Linked DNA regions of Homo sapiens: region 1 is linked to region 2. A link is a loop called in an ENCODE intact Hi-C map of the cell type or tissue named here. Cell type or tissue: heart right ventricle. All regions are shown on one strand. Each heading gives the region's core, and the rest is flanking DNA. Links, peaks and the distances in the headings are about the cores only.

Region 1 (8,929 bases), core at 2,573-7,572, 120 kb before region 2:
ATACTTTAAACATTTTAATGGGCCTTCAAAGGCCTTCCAGGAACTTGTCCTTACCTCCTTTTTCAACCTCAGTTTCTACTACCAACCTACACAAATTCTGCATTTCAGAGGTGTCTACCGACTTACAACCACTTGAATATGCCATACTGTTTCACATCTCCATGCCTTTGCACCTGCTATTTCCACTACTGGAACTGCCATCCTTTTCCTAGTTTCCACTTTTGATAAACTCCTACTCATTCTGAAAGACAGTTCCCATCTGTATGAGCTTCCCTGAGCCACCCAAACAACAACCCACTCCCTTGTACTTGTGCCAACCCTATACCTATTATTTATCTCATTGTTGAATTTATTATACCTCACTGTCATACTTTGTCCTTAAATACATTTTTAGTCTGTCTATAAGTTTCTTCCAAACAAGACCTGTGTACCTTTCAAATTCATATTATTAGCAATTAGCACAGTTCCTGGCACACAAAGATGTTCCATAAAAGTTTCTGAATAAATCTGAAGTATTCTTGACCTAAGGAATGAAACAGCATCTCTTCAAGAGTAATATTTTTTAAAATATATAATAAAATAATGCCACATATTAATGTATGTCCAATAGGAAAATTATGACTTTACATATTCTGTCCTATCATCCGACAAGATAGCTTGAATTTTTTACTTGAAAAATATGAATAACATGAATATAAAAAGTAAATAATGGGTTTCATTGACCAACATTTAATTCTAAACAGTGATCAAGATTTTAAGTTAAATATATTTCTGTCCTAATGTCTCAAGTTGCTAAGAAGATATTGATTATCTGGACACCAAAAAATAGTTTCCAGATGAAATCTGTACATCTATGTCCTTTGTATTCGTAGGCACAGACACCTACTAGGAAGTTAAATGTGTAAATTCAGGTGAATTTCCAAAACACACAAAACATTCTAATTACTTGGGTCAATGGGTTGATAGAAACCTTAGTCCCAGGACTGATGAGCAAACAGAACATTGACCTTCTCAGACTAACCGACATTTGTTGAAGCCTTCAGAGTGGGATATTCAGGTGGGGTGAATTGGGTACAAACCAGTCATATGAACCTGGACAGGGGACTTCTTTCTGAACTGCAGCTCCTCTTCTGTAAAATTAGGGGCCTAGATGATATACCCTAGAGTCTTCCAGGTCTCACACCCTGTCAAGCTATGGATTGTTTCAAATTATAATAAATGACGAGGGAGGTTAAGTGATATTTACTGGTATATGGCAAATAAGAGGCCTGCTTCTCAATTCAACAATCTCATTTTTCCCCTCGCCTTTGAAGACAAAAAATAAAAAATAAAACAAATTAAAAACAAAAATAAGATGCTTTTCTTATATGCAACACATTTAAAATGGGTGGACAAATAAAGCATTTATTCTAGTTCATTATAGAAAATATATTGAAACCACTGTCACTTTGGGTCATTGTAGAAGATGTACATACTTTTGTTATACATGGAAATATTAAGCAACTAACATATTCATATTTATATAGGATTTACAGTTTTCCAAAACACTCATGTGTAATGCCTTGTTTAATCTTTGAAACACCGCTGAGAGTTAGGACCCTTTGATTTAGACAGAGGATGGGACAGAGAGGTTCAGTGTACTGCGTGAGGTCCAGCAACTAATAAATGTAGAGCTAAGCTTCAATTGTCAGTCTCTAGATTCAATTCAGCTTCATTCTGTTATCAATGCAACCCCTCCCTCCAGTCATATTATTCATGCAGAGGATGTGGCTAAGTGAGAAGAGAAGAGATTGGAAGGCTCATTTATTTATTCAAAAACTATTTGCCAGGCACCTACTCTATGCCAGACACTCTGCTAGATGCCAGGGAATATCAAACCTCACACGATCCCTGCCCTTCTGGACTTCTAGATCTTACACTTCCAGGAGAGATTAAAGTGGATAAAACGAATTGTATGCCATGGGCACATGTTACAAGTGGGACATAAAGATATAAGCAAGGAACTATGGGAACCCATTGAACAATTCATCATGTTCATGAGAATCAGAGACAGCCTCTGGCATTTAGCTAGGCCTTGAAGAGGGAGGAGTATTTCAATAGGGAGCATAGCAAGGGAAGGCGTGCCAACATGGAAAGAAGAGCAGGAATGACAGCCCGGATGGATGAGAGTGCAAAGCTCACCCAGGAAGGTAGTTCTTTTGGCCTGTATGGCAGGAGAAAGACTGAGTGGGCATCGTTTTGTTCAGAGAAAGCCAGACCAGCCCTGAGGCAGCAAAGTAAAATATCCTCTCTATGTTTTTCATTCTCCAAGCTTTGCCACAGAGGATGTTTACTTGCTCTTGGCTTCGGAATATCCTTAAGAACGGTTCTCAAAGTGTGGTGCCCAAATCAACAGCCTTGGTATTATCTGGTAACTTGTGAGAAATACAAATTCTCAGGCTAGTGTCACAAATTTACCAAATCATAAACTCTGAGGGTAGGGCCCAGAAGTCTGTGTTTTAGCAAGTACTCCAGGAGACTGTGATGTTCACTCAAATTTGAGAATCACTGCTTTGAAGGACTTCCGCCCATTTGAATATCCTTATACCAAAAAACGTCAGTTCTAACCCAGAATTACCAACACACTCCTGAAATCTACAGGCTAACTTTGTATGCTCATGTAAGAGAAGCTTGCAAGATGGACTGTTTGGGAATAAACTAGGAATTTATGCTGAGGTGGTGAGTCATCACTTTTTAGGGCTACTGAAAGGGAGACTTAAGCACCCATTGTTAATTTGAGTAGATGCCATCTGTGGCCCTACTCTCCTTGGAATAAACTTCTGTTGTGACACAGAACTTACTGTTAGCCTTCTGTAACATCATATTTCGAATGGTGCACTAATAGAAATTGTGAAATGCTCTTTAGGGAACACCTATGTCATATTTAAGCATGACAGTTACAGAAGAGACGGTGGGCATATCCATTTCTCTGCAGTCTTTGGGTTTGGCTTAAAACTGGTTGTAATTCAGTTTGATAAATGATCACCAAGCTCTCTTTATGTCATCACTGTAACTAGGCTAGGAGTGGTGACGAGAAATAAGTCATAGCTCTTGTTTTTGAGGCATTCAGTCCATTTCTTTAGAATAATCAAAAAATCTCACTTTTCCCAAATCATCCCCAGGAGTTTCTCTGGTCCCTACATTTTGGTTTCTTCCTGGAATGCTCAGCCAGCCTCGCTTTCTGTGCCCATCAAAATCTGTCAAAGCCATGCTCCAACGCCACCAGTTTTCCTCAACTAGATATGATCTCCTTTTAAACAATGCAGGCCAAATAATTATTTTTCTCTTACAGAGTTTTGTAGCCTTCTGAGAACGCAGTACAGATCTATAATATTAAAAATATCCAAATTAGTTCCTGTATGTCCTGTATAAAAACCTTGAAGCAAATAATTTCTAATTAAAAATACAACAGATCAAATTTTCATTAAACCAAAATAAATAAATAAAACTCTTTCAATATATATTCCTCATTTGAGGCTTTTTTTTTTTTGAGACGGAATCATGCTCTATCGCCCAGGCTGGAGTGCAGTGGCGCTATCTCAGCTCACTGCAACCTCCGCCTCCCCAGTTCAAGTGATTCTCCTGCCTCAGCCTCCTGAGTAGCTGGGATTACAGGTGCAAGCCACCATGCATGGCTAATTTTTGTGTATGGGTTTATTTTTCAGTAGAGACGGGGTTTCACCATGTTGGTCTGGCTGGTCTAGAACTCCTGACCTCAGTTGATCTACCTGCCTTGGCCTCCCAAAATGCTGGGATTACAGGCATGAGCCACAGCACCTGGCCTCATTTGAAGCTTCTTAAGGTGAGTGTGCCACTCAGACTTCACAAATATTTAATGTTGCCTAACAAGTATGTGAAGGATTTCAGGATTTTGCCACTGTATAAACAAATAAATAATAAAGTTACTTAAGAATTTTAGGCTTGGAAGTAGGCACAAAGGAAGCTAGTGTTTTGTGGAAGTTTGGAGGCCAAGTAGGAGGGCTGGGAATAAACTATAGGTTATCTGGCTGTGCTTCCCAGGTCCTTCCTAATTAGCATTAATGGGTAATACATAGTTGCAGTGTCACACAGGACAGCAGAATTTTTTTGAGATAATTGATTGCTACTAGAAATTTTTGAGAAATAGAGTTTATCTGTTGCCAAGAATGGCTAAAATCTGATCTGGATCTAAATGATAAAAAAAATAAATAATCTCCATATCAGCAACCCAATAGCACTTTGAATTTACATATGATTTTCTACAAGATATTTTATTTAAGCATAACAATAGCTCTGTCCTACTCTGGTATCTTGCCACAGATGGGCATTCAATGTATCTTTAAGAAGGGACACAACAAATGATAGCCGAGTTAAGGATTAGTCCCATTTTATAGATGAAAAGCAGAGGCTTACAGTGATTGAGGAAAAGTGACAGAGTCAGAAATGTTCAACGTGAAGCAGAAGAGAGGCTTCTTGAACGTAGTCCGTTCCTTTCCCCACACCACCCTGCATCACAGTTTGACAGACCTGTGTACCACTCCTTCCCTTACATGTAGAAACTGGTTATGGTTTTCGTATATTCAACAGAAAGAGTGTCCTCATGATATTTCTCTGATAAATGCTAGCTATGTATAGAAACCCACAGCTAATCAGCCACTTCTGACAGATCAGTGTGAAAAAAAAAATAGTCAACTAGATTGATGGACCACATTTTTTACTTTTCAGAGGAATGTGACAGTTTTCCCCCTCATTCCTTGGAGCAATGATAAAGAATCCTTCCAATTCTGTATTTGAGCACAAGGAACAAATTTTAGGAGTAATAACTCAATATTAATATAGTAAATTTTGCTGTATAGATTATGAAACATCTTCTTAAAGTCCTATTTTGTATATGGTGTATAAAACATCGATGACATAAATTCCACTCAAAATTCTCTGTGTGCAGAGACATCTGCTGCCTGGCCAATATCTATTCTCACTTCCTCCTTATTAACACAATCTCTGTATTGTTGATAGCAACAATGTGCCCAGCTACATATCCTAGCCACCCTTGTAGATAGGTGTTAAAATTTAAACAATTTTAAGAGGGACTTCAGAGAAGCAGAAAGCATTCCATTGACAGGCCTTTCTTTTTTTCTACATCTCTATTTCTAAAACTCAGATGTGATGGTTGGAGCTGCAATAGACAGACAGACATCTTTAGACCATGACTTGACCTTGAGGATGGAAGCTACAGAATAGGAACGCAGAATAGAAGGATTGAGAAAAACTGAGAGGCTGATGAAATCACAACATCACCATACCAGCCTCTTGACTTCTACATCAAGGGAAAATTAATTCTATTTAGTTTACAAGTATTACTTAGATTTCTGTTACTAGTTGACCCATTTAATCATAACTGATGAGTCCCCCAAAATATAAGTAAAATAAAGAGCTAGAAAATTTTGATTAGGACTATATTTTGAAATTAAAGAGCTACTGAGTAATAGATGGACGAGTGTCCCATGCTAATATGGCCTAGAAGAAGAAGATGATTTTCCCTAAATAAGGCAACCAGAAATGAACGTTATCAGGAGTCTGAGTCATGCCAGAAAGAAGATGATGATGTTTGCAAACCCGCATAATGATGCAATAGAGATGGGGGAATGGGAAGAGGTGAACACAAGCATGAGGATTTTAGAGCGAAAGGTCAGTGAAGCCATAGGAAAAGAAGCTGTTTGGGACTGGAGGGGAAGAATAACTAGCACTCCAGACACATGGGCCGAGAAAAGAAACGTTACATGCCAGAAAAGAAATTCCCTCATCCAGGAGGTTCAGGCAAAAAAAAAAAAAAAAAAAAAATTCTTTTCCTTGCAGTACCTAGCACAGGACTTTTTAGAAGGGTATGCACTCAATAAATGTATGTTAATTAATGTACAGCCATCCAAAAAATCAGTGACGGAAGCTCACCTGGGAAGCCTTACTCTCAAAATACTGGATAAAACACACTGTTTCATCCCAATCCTTTCTTAGTATCCTTTAACTGTCACTAAACAACACCTAAATTATAAGGTGAAAAGACACACACACACACACACACACACACACACACACACACACAGAGAGAGAATTATAGTAAAGCAGATACATGTAGTCAAAGCCTCATAGCACAAAAGGAATGAGAATTTAAACACACTCAGCATTCACTTGTGACCACTATTTAAAACTTCATGCTCCATATTTACACATTTGTTTCTCTAGTGCAGTGGTTCTCAGCCGGGGTGATCTGGCCCCCAGGGACATTGAGCAATGCCTATATCTCTGATTGTTATAACTGGGGTGGGAGGAGGGGTGCTACTGGCATCCAGTGGGTAGAGGCCAGGGATGCTGTTAACCAACCATCCTGCAATGCACAGGACAGCCTCCCACCTCCAAACCAAAGACTTAAGCCATACATATCCAGTAACAATGCCAGCTACTTCAAGATTATGGCATACTCTCTCCAATGTTGACAGTCTTTTAGTTCATGTAATATTTTTCAGAGTACCCAACAAGAAAACACCTAGCAGTGTAGGCTCATGAAAATGTAATGTGTGGTCTGTAATCCTTGACGCGACCTGGCTTCCAATGTATTTTTTGTTCACAGGAAGCTTGAAATGCATAATAGCCACAATTATTAAATATATACTAATTGGCAAGTACAATGTGAAAAACTTTACAAAGATAAATCTTGGTGAATCTACAGAACATTACTGAGGGATAGGTATTAGTATAAAGTCTCACGGCCAAGGTCACAGCACTTATAAACAACAGAGGTCCCCAGTACATATCAACAATGGGAAGGTTAATATGTAATCATACAATGGTTGCTATTCTGGATATCTATGTTCTCTGCTGAGTTGAGGTTTTTTTTTTCCTTTACATTCATAAAGACAATAACTTTCTTGCACAGAATGCTTCCTGAAATGTACTGTACATTTCTGAACTTTATTTGATATAACGTATTGAACATAATTTAATCTTCCCTTAACATGTCAGGGCGGTTATGATGAATATCCACATTGTTCTGTATTAGAGCAAATGAAATATTCAGGGCTTCCTGTCACTTCACTAGATAGTCCCAATGCTTTTAGAGTTTTTCTGTCTGATTTTTATCATTTTTCTTTGTCTGCCTTTCTGGCAGAGTTGGAACTGCCTCTTTTTAACTAGAGAGAACTATTAAAAAAAAAAAACAGAGAACTATTAGAACTGTAAAACAAGCTCCTAAAAGAACCTCCCATAGTGTAGGGGGAGAGGGGAGGGAGGTGAGAAGGAAGAAGAGCTGAGACTATACAAGCTTCTGGGTATCAATTTTATCTGCACCAAATTCCTTTTGGCTTTATTTCTTGGTTTACAACTGAGTTCCAACTACCTGAATTTGTTAAATCTATGAGATTCGGACTCATGTGGTCTTAAAATACAGGTAGTAGACATTTTAATCATAATTTTTAAAATCCTACATTTGGCTATAGTATAATGGGATCTTATGTATCTACCAAGCTATGCATGTCCACTAACACTTAAACCCAAATTTATCAATAAAACCATATTTCCTAGACATTTCCAAACAATAATTTTAGTTTTCAAACATGCAGCTCCCATTTTTAAATTGCCAAAAGATCAAAACACTAATAAAATTTTCAGAAGTAATAAGTGTGGCAAGATAATATGAAGTTTTAAAGGCTTTTTTACTCTGGGCTAAACTATATTTCTGCAATGAGTACCACGAGACTATTTGGGTTTTTTTTTTCACTCTATCATTGCTCTTTTGGAAAACAGAAAGGACCTTTATCAGCACTTTGCAATTGCAGATAAAAAACAGTACACTGACAGAGACGCTGTGAAGTTTAACTAGGACAAAAATACAATAGGACACATCAGTGATTCTTGAAAAATCACAGAAAAACCATGGTAAATGTGCTACATAATCAATCAGTCCACTGTTTAAAAAATTACATTGAAATAGATTTTCTATATAGTTTTATACAAACAAAATAGGTGGTAAACCGGACCCATGCCTTAGCAGGCTGAAAGCTGATACTGAACCTGCCAGTGGTCAGGTACCCAGAACTTGGCATATCAGACTGCTGCATTGCTTCTGTAGCTCATCACTTGCCTCTTTCAACTCAAGATCAGCTGCTGGCTTGTGAGAACGTTCCCTTGGGTACCTAAATGCTGCTACCAGCAGTTTTATTACTTCTGCCATGACTTTCTGAAGCTGAGCAAGCTGCAGCCTCTGCACGAAGATCCTCATGGAGAGCAGAGCAACGCAGAGTTTGGAGCGTGCTAACCAGTAAACAAAGTTTTAGGGTGCATTAGCTTTACCCTAGAAAGCAGGGCACTTGGCTTATTTTGAAATAATAGGTTAGCTTGAGAATAAATAAAAATTCTGCTTTTCTTTTAAATCATAGTTTTGCATAACTTAGGTTTTCAATGAAAATAATTTATTTGTCCAGTGCAATAATTAGTATGAAATTACCACTGCACTTAAGATTTTTAAAAAACCTCATTTGCTACATATCAAAATAGTTATCCCATTAGAAGCTGAAGACAGAGTGCCTGAAAAGGTGACTGAGTTTTTCTCTGGAAATTTTATAGGCTTTCCATTTGTTCTAAAAAACAAACAAACAAACAAAAAACCATAATTTGATATATTCTAGAAACCCAGGTGCCAGGCCCTTTGCAAAGTACACAGGATTCAAAGGTAAGTCATACATGGCCCCTGCCTTCCAGGGTTAGTGGTCCGGCCAGGACGCCAAGCTGCTTCCCTATGTGCCTTGAGTGGATCATGGGACAGGACAAATCAGGCTTGAAAGTCATCCCAAAACTGATGGTTTCAGCTGCTGATGCTAGATTTCCACGGATAGGAAAACATGAGCTCAACAATGGACAT
Region 2 (8,929 bases), core at 1,231-6,230:
TAAAAATGCAGCAGATTTATAATCTTTTCATAAGCCAAATGTTAAAGAAGTAAATCATAAGACCTGAAGGCAGCTCTATAGGAAGCCAAAAAAAAAAAAGTCAAGGCAAGTGTCCTAACTTGTCTCAAAAACTTAGAACATGTTCTTTTTTTTAAGGCAAGTGTCCTAACTTGTCTCAAAAACTTAGAACATGTTCTTTTTTTTAGGCTGGGGTGCAGTGGTGAATGTGCACATCATGGTACTTTACAGTAAGCAATAATATTTGCATGACAGAAAATAGAAGGTTATTTTGGACACTCCATAAATCCTCTGGTGAAAAAAGTTTGCTTTTCTTTTTAATATATAATTATAAGTAAAATAAAACATTAGGAAAAATATTAAATATTAGACATGATAGAATTTCTAAATAAAATATTTTCAAAAATTTGTGGCTGGGCATGGTGGCTCATGCCTGTAATCCCAGCACTTTGGGAGGCACAGCTGGGAGGATCACTTGAGGCCAGGGGTTTGACACTAGCCTGGGCAACATCGTGAGATCCCATTTCTGCAAAATAAAAAAAATTATAAAAAAATTGATAAGAAAGTTAAAGTTTTGTCAATGAGCATAAAATTTTTAATTCAGATTTTATGATTCACATAAAATTCCTGACAAGACTTTCTAATGATGAGCTCTCGAAATTCCTGATAGTCATCACTGATGAGAAACCATTCCCAAAAGTAGGTGATAAAGCCACATTTTTATAATCATCTAAATATTTAAAATACAGATGCCCCTCGACTTATAATGGGGCTACATCCTGATAAACGCATCATAGGTCAAAAATAACAAAAATGCACTTAGTACCCCTATACAGCTATCATGAAGTTGAAGAATCATGTTGAAACATTGTAAGTCAGGGACTATTTGTAGTTCAAATTACATTTAAAGAATCTAACAACTTTTCCTAACTTTCATTAACAAATGAAATAGTACATTTTCCTAAGATTTGTAAGTGGGTTTGAATGCAAAACATTTTTTATATTAAGTATTTCAAAACGGTGATAATACCTTAACTTGCATTGTCTGAACATATTCTGCAAATGGTACTTGCATTGTTATAGCAGTCACACTGGAGGTAGCTCAGACTCCAGTAAAAGGGTAAATCAGTCACAAAAAAGTATCAGATATTAGGGCTGATGGGTTTGAGAACTCTACCACAAGAGCCCCACAGTCAGCCTCCTACAAACCCTAACTGGCTGCACTTTGGATATTCTGCCATGCCTTTTGATCAATTGGAATATGAATGTCTTCACCATTGCATACCTCTTGTCTAAAATTGGCAGAAGCACTCAGCAATTGGCAGCTGAGGGAGAAATCCAGGTGGAGGAACATCTCCTTGAACAAGACCTCAGAGCTGCCAAAGCAGAGAATGGGAGTTTTCATTCTTCAAAATTTGTGGGTACCATGGAACATACCCTCAGATTCTTCTCTAATCATGCTGCCTTCTAAGGAGTCTCAGACGAGACTATTTATGACCTGAGGTAAGTGGCTTAGGAGCCCTATTTGAAGGAGAGCCTGCTTGCCACTCCAAGCACAGAATTGTTCAGTTTCTCAAAGTACAAGCATTAGACTGTACAATAGCACATTGGTTGGAAAACTTTGCTTTAGGGAATACAGTGACTTGTCAGCACATCTCTATAACTTTCTTTCACAAGTATCATTGGTCTCAAATTTGTTTAGGCAAGAGCCAGAGCAGCAAACTCAGGGATAATAATCCTCATAAACGCCTTTGGTTTCATATAGTCCAATCAATTGGTTAACGGGTTCATCTAATTATTATTGACTATCTATTCTGTGCCAGACACTAATGTTAGTCTAAAAATGTTTCAAGTTGAATTGGGAAGAGGTTCTGGGGTCCTTTCCTTAGGCACTGGAAGTCTGGGGTCCTAACTCAAGAATAAAACAATGTTACTACCCCTGCCCCACATCACATCAAATATTAGACAAGCTAATCAGTGATAAACTGCACTAATTTTTTCATAGCATATGTGCTACCGCTCCCCTAATTGATTTGTAAGGTTTATGCTTTTCTGGGTATTTTTTGATTCATTGAGGCTGAGTGAAGGGAAAGGATCAAGGTGCCAAGATGCCTAAAAATTCTGGATCCTTTAGAATTTAAGTCCAGAGGGTCTGGAGATGCCTAGAGCTCACGAAGAGGACCCAAGGAGAACGATGAGCAAAGGTTAAATGATACGTTGACATTTTTTATCTTTCCGGTAAAGTCCCTTCTCCCTATCCCATGTCCTTATCTTGCGATGTTGTAGCGGAGTAAGGGCTCATATTTCATATCTCCCTTGGGGATTTCTGGTTTTAACCAAACAATAAAACTTCTCAATTTTCTGCAAAACAAAATATTCTTCATTCTCTTAAGGAAGAACCCCAAAGAGCCGTGGAAATAAGGAGTATTGATGAAGAGGGCTTATGGACTTTGTCCTCAGAGTATATTAAAAGAGATATTTTCTTAGAGGGGAGAGGCACAGTTGGCAAAGTTGACTGCCTTGTCTTCCCCACTTCCACACAGGGACGTTATGTTACAGCTCAGCTGAACAGCTCACCATTCCCAAGGCGTGCAGTATATACCCTAATGTCTCCCTGTTCTTTCTCTGGCAAGTCATTCTCTAAGACCTGCCATGAATGTCATCCACATATGAAGTCCTCCCCATTGCCACCTCCACCATCTGTCACCTCCCCACTCCTACAGTCCCTGTTTTGGAATTCCCACAGCACCTGTTGCTTATCTTCATTGCACTTAGTTCATGGCACTTGTTTATATGTCTCAATATTACACTGGGCAGAGACCTCATTACAACACTCAAGGATCTGTCCCAAATTAAGGACTGAGGAAACATTTGATGAGAAAGCAAATATTACTTTCTCTTTGTATTTAACTTTCAGCTCACATCTGCCTCCAGAACATAGCTGTATACATTTTTATCTTTTCTTGATCCTAACACTTCCACTCTTGTCTTCTGGTCTTCCTCTCAGTCTGGAGCTTCCCTCAATTCCAGGACTTCTCTGACTCCTCAGTAACTGCCAAGTAGACAGCAACTGCTGCTCTGCTGCCCCCAAGAGGACCGTGGCCAACACAGACATTGTGCGGTTGGTGATATCATAAACCTCACCAGAGAAGCATTCAGGCAGTAATACATGAACCTAGGAGAACAGAATGATGTTTGTCTCTGGGAACAGTTGTAGGCGATGGATATAATAGTAGGTTAAGGATATAATAGACGGTTAAGGGTTGAAACCGTCTCTGCTCATGGATTTAATCTCTAAGCCTCTCAGACTCTGTAGAAGGTATTGAAATAAATTAACATCCATTTGGGCTTCCTTACTATCTGGACATTTCCCTTCTGGTTAGTCTTCAACATTTTCAAATAATTTCTCCAAATGCTTGATCAAGAAGCATAAATGAGAAAACACTAGATTAGTCTTTCAGTCTTCCTAAGACATTTATTTCTTTTTCTTTTCCTGTTAGCCTAGGAAAGCACAATGAATTTATATAGAAGAATTTTAATTGTTTATCCTTTCTAAAAATGTTCTCCACCAGACAATGCCTATAAAGTGCTCTCAAAGTCTCTAATGAAAGGAACTACTGTACAATGCAAAAGATTTTCTATATTACTATTATAGGGACTAGGTGCTTTAAATAAATATCTTTTAATAACTGTTACAGAAGGAACAAAAACCAAGGAATAGAATAGAGAGTAGAAACATTTATATGTCACCAGAAATTCACAATAAAAACTACAGAGAAATACATAGCATAAGTTTTTATAATATTTGAAATTCCATACCTGGGAAAAGGTTTACTCCTAAATTTGATATCTAAATTTTGAACAAGTGGCAGTCACTGAAGAAAACATATGTAGAAGAAGAACATATTCTGAAATCATAGGTAAAATCCAAGATTATGTTATGTTCTACTACAATAAGAATATTAGAAAATCAGAACTCATATTACCTCTTGTCCCCAAAGGATACCATTTTTAATAAAACTACATTTTACTGAACTGACATCAGAGATCATGCTTGAAATAAGAAATAATAATAATATTATTCTGAACATCTGAACACTTCACACATCTCCTTCATTGAAACATTGTCATATCTTGGAGAGGAAAATCCACGAAATTTTAAAATGAAAAGAGTTTGTCTGGCCACATTAATACAAGCTACTGTAGGAATAAAATAGGAAGTAAGAATCAAAATATTTAGCCAATGAAAAGGATCTACCAAAATAGCAATCACAAAGTCAAAGAAACTGTAACAAAACACTCCAGTGTGAATTCAAAATAATCAAACAAGAATTTGGAGGTATGAGAAAGTATTTCAAATTAGGAATTTTAAAACACAGAAGAGAAATATGCAAAGAAACAGGATAATTGTGAAACAAAAATGAAATGAGCCTAGAAAATACTGGAAAAGACAAAATCATTTCATAATAAACAGTATATTAGAAAGAGCCCAAAGGAAAAGATTTAGCTAAAAACATGATAAGAATATGGCAACTGGACAATTAGTGATACGGTTTGGCTGCGTCTCCACCCAAATCTCAACTTGAATTGTATCTCCCAGAATTCCCACATGTTGTTGGAAGGACCAAGGGGAAGGTAATTGAATCTTGGGGGCTGGTTTTTCCTGTGCTATTTTCGTGACAGTGAATAAGTCTCATGAGATCAGATGGTTTATTATGGGTTTCCGCTTTTGCTTCCTGCTCATTTTCTCTTGCTGCTGTCATGTAAGAAGTGCCTTTCACCTGCCACCATGATTCTGAGGCCTCCACAGCCATGTGGAACTGTAAGTCCAATTAAACCTCTTTTTCTTTCCAGTCTTGGGTATGTCTTTATCAGGAGTGTGAAAATGGACCAAATACAGTAAATTGGTACCAGAAGTGGGGTGTTGCTGAAAATATACCCGAAAATGTGAAAGCAACTTTGGAACTGGGTAACGGGCCAACATTGGAACAGTTTGGAGGGCTCAGAAGAAGACAGGAAAATGTGGGAACGTTTGGAACCTCCTAGAGACTTATTGAATGGCTTTAACAAAAATGCTGATAGTGATATGAACAATAAGGTCCAGGCTGAGGTGGTCTCAGATGGAGATGAGGAACTTGTTGGGAACTGGAGCAGAGGTGACTCTTGTTATCTTTTAGCAAAGAGACTGGGAGCATTTTGCCCCTGCCCTAGAGATTTGTGGAACTTTGAACTTGAGAGAGATTATTTAGGATATCTGGTGGAAGAAATTTCTAAGCAGCAAATCATTCAAAAGGTGACTTAGGTGCTGTAAAGCATTCAGTTTTAAAAGGAAAACAGAGCAAAAAAGAAAAACCTATTTCTTGAGGAGAAATTCAAGATGGCTGCAGAAATTTCATAAGTAGCAAAGAGCCTAATGTTAATCCCCAAGACCATGGGGAAAATGTCTCCAGGCCATGTCAGAGACCTTCATGGCAGCCCCTTCCATCACACGCCTGGAGGCCCAGTAGGAAAAAGTGGTTTTGTGGGCTGGGCCCAGGGTCCCCGTCTTGTGTGCAATCTAGGGACTTGGTGCCCTGTGTCCCAGCTGCTTTAGCCATGGCTGAAAGGGGTCAATGTGGAGCTTGGGCTGTGGCTTCAGTTGGTGGAAGCCCCAAGCCTTGGCAACTTCCATGTTGCATTGAGCCTGCAGGTGCACAGAAGTCAAAAATTGAGGTTTGGGAACGTCCACCTAGACTTCAGAAGATGCATGGAAATGCCTGGATGCCCAGGCAAAAGTTTACTGCAGGAGCAGGGCCCTCATGGAGAACTTCTGCTAGGGCAATGTGGAAGGGAAATGTGGGGTTGGAGCCCCCACACAGAGTCCCTACTTGGGCACTGCCTAGTGGAGGTGTGAGAAGAAAGCCTTTACCCTCCAACTCCCAGAACGGTAGACCCACTGACAGCTTGCACCATGCACCTGGAAAAGCTGCAGACACTCAACACTAGCTCATGAAAATAGCCAGGAGCCACAGGGGTGGAGCTGCCAAAGACCATGGGAATGCACCTTTTGCATCAGCGTAACCTGGATGTGAGACCTGGAGTCAGAGGAGATCATTTTGGAGCTTTAACATTTGACTGCCCTGCTGGATTTTGGACTTCCATGGGCCCTGTAACCCCTTTGTTTTGGCAAATTTCTCCCATTTGGAATGGTTGTGTTTACCCAATACCTGTACCCCCATTGCATCTAGGAAGTAATTAGCTTGCTTTTGGTTTTATAGGCTCATAGGCAGGAGGGACTTGCCTTGTCTCAGATGACACTTTGGACTGTGGACTTTTGGGTTAATGCTGAAATGAGTTAAGACTTTGGGGGACTGTTGGGAAGGCGTGATTGGTTTTGAAATGTGAGGATATGATATTTGGAGGGGCCAGGAACAGAATGATATGGTTTGGCTGTGTCCCTACCCAAATCTCAACTTGAATTATGTCTCCCAGAATTCTCACATGTTGGGGGAGGGACCCAGGGGGAGGTAATTGAATCATGGGGGCCAGTTTTTCCTGTACTATTCTCATGATAGTGAATAAGTCTCATGAGATCTGATGGGTTTATCATGGGTTTCCACTTTTGCTTCATCCTTATTTTCTCTTGCCACTACCATGTAAGAAGTGCCTTTCATCTCCCACCATGATTCTGAGACCTCTCCAGCCATGTGGAACTGTAAGTCCAATTAAATATCTTTTTCTTCCCTGTCTCAAGTATGTCTTCATCAGCAGCATCAAAATGGACTAACACAATTAGATTTTTTTAAAAACATGAAAAAATTAGCTGGGCATATTGGCTCATGCCTGTAATCCCAGCTACTTGGGAGGCTGAGGCAGGAGAATCACTTGAACCCAGGTTGCAATGAGCTGAGATCACACCATGCACTCTAGCCTGGGTGACAGAGTGAGACTCCATCTCAAAAAGAAAATTTTATATATATATATATACATATATATATACACACATATATATGTATTTATATATGTATGTATATATGTATATATATGTATATATGTATATATATGTATATATATATGAACAGTATCATTAAAAAGTCTAATATCTTTTAAGTCTAATAAAATTTGTGCAACATTTCTAACTTAAAACTATAAAATATATCTGAAAGAAATTAAAGACGACCTTATAAATGAAGAACTAGACTATGTTCATAGATTGGAAGATAAAATTTCCCAATTGTAATTGGAAGATTGCATCTTTTGATTGCATCTTTTCTACAAATTATTAAATGTTCCACTCCCCAAGTTAATCTATAGATTTAACACCATCACAATCAGTGCTGGCATGCTTTGTGTATCTGTGAATATTGATAAAAACTGATTCTGAAATTTATATGAACACACACACAAAACCTACAATAGCCAAGACTGTCTTGAGAAAGGACTTACACCCCTAGAGTTCAGGACTTTAAAGACACAGTAATTAAAAGTGTGGCATTGACATAAGCAGAGAGACATTAAACATAAAACACAATAAAGTGTTCATGAGTGTGTGTGTTTGTGTGTATGTTTGTGTGTGGTCATTTAGTTTTTAACAAAGGTACCTCAGCAATTCAGAGAGGATAAGATGATCTTTTAATAAATTGTACTAGGTCAATTGGACATCCATATAGAAAAGAAAAACAACCTTAATCCCAAACCTCACATCATACAAAAATTTAATTTAAGGTAGATTATAATAAAAATTTAACTTAAGATAGATTATAAATCTAAATAGTAAAAGGTAAAACAATAAAGCTTTTAGAAAAAACAAACGAGAATAATTTCAAGACATATTTGTCAGGTAAAGAAATTTTAACAGAACACAAGTAACAATTATCATAAAAGACGAGAGAACTTGTGGCCTTTTTTTTTTTTTTTTGAGATGGAGTCTCGCTCTGTCGCCCAGGCTGGAGTGCAGTGGCACGATCTCGGCTTACTGCAAGCTCCACCTCCCGAATGCACGCCATTCTCCTACCCCCATTGTATCTAGGAAGTAACTAGCTTGCTTTTGATCTAGGAAGTAACTAGCTTGCCTCCTGAGTAGCTGGGACTACAGGCACCTGCCACCACACCTGGCTAACTTTTTGTGTTTTTAGAAGAGATGGGGTTTCACTGTGTTAGCCAGGATGGTCTTGATCTCCTGACCTCATGATCCGCCGCCTTGGCCTCCCAAAGTGCTGAGATTACAGGCATGAGCCACTGTGTCTGGCCGAGAACTTATGGACTTTAAAAGCTTCTGTTCATCAAATACATCATTAAGAGGATAGAAAGAATAGGCAGAGAAAGATGTTTAAAATACATTTTAGATAAAGGACTTGTTTCCGAAATATATAGAGAACAATTACATATTAATAAAGAAAGACAAAATAACACAATTTCAAAAATGGGCAATAACTTGAACAGGCAATTTACCAACAAAGATATAAAAATATCCAGTAAGTGTAAGACAATCTATTAAACACCATTGGTTATTAGAAAATGCAAATTAAGACCGGGTGTGGTGGCTCACGCCTGTAATCCAAGCATTTTGGGAGGCCAAGGCAGGTGGATCATGAGGTCAAGACATAGAGACCATTCTGGCCAACATGCTGAAATCCCATCTCTACTAAAAATACAAAAATGAGCTGGGCGTGGTGGTGTGCACCATGTAGTAGCAGTCTCAGGACTGAGTAGTCCCAGCTACTCAGGAGGCTGAGGCAGGAGAATCGCTTGAACCCAGTAGGTGGAGATTGCAGTGAGCTGAGATGGCACCACTGCACACCAGCCTGGTGACAGAGTGAGACTCCATTTCAAAAAAAAAAGAAAATGCAATTTAAAACTATAATGAAACACCTGTATGTACCCACCAAAGTGACTACAAATTAGAAAAAAAAAAAAAAAACTATCAACACAA

What was found. A loop is a pair of places that touch in the nucleus more often than their neighbours do. Peaks named below come from ENCODE experiments on the same cell type or tissue, not always from the same donor. Only the 100,000 strongest peaks of a DNase experiment are listed, where the experiment ranks them.
Region 1: it touches region 2 in a loop (2.1-fold over the local background); 3 of 110 quality-filtered maps call a loop at or near these places.

Annotation. Positions count from the first base shown.
Region 1 is chr3:192,650,204-192,659,132 of GRCh38, forward strand. The region is part of intron 2 of FGF12 (fibroblast growth factor 12); the gene reads right to left. Among named protein-coding and RNA genes, the nearest start is that of FGF12, 73 kb to the right of the region's middle. In heart right ventricle, for the core only: no CTCF peak of the experiment used is centred there; no DNase peak of the experiment used is centred there; H3K27ac peaks cover 4,911 bases.
Region 2 is chr3:192,769,599-192,778,527 of GRCh38, forward strand. No RefSeq gene overlaps it. Among named protein-coding and RNA genes, the nearest start is that of FGF12, 47 kb to the left of the region's middle. In heart right ventricle, for the core only: a CTCF peak has its summit at 3,108 (motif pointing left); a DNase peak (open chromatin) is centred at 3,105.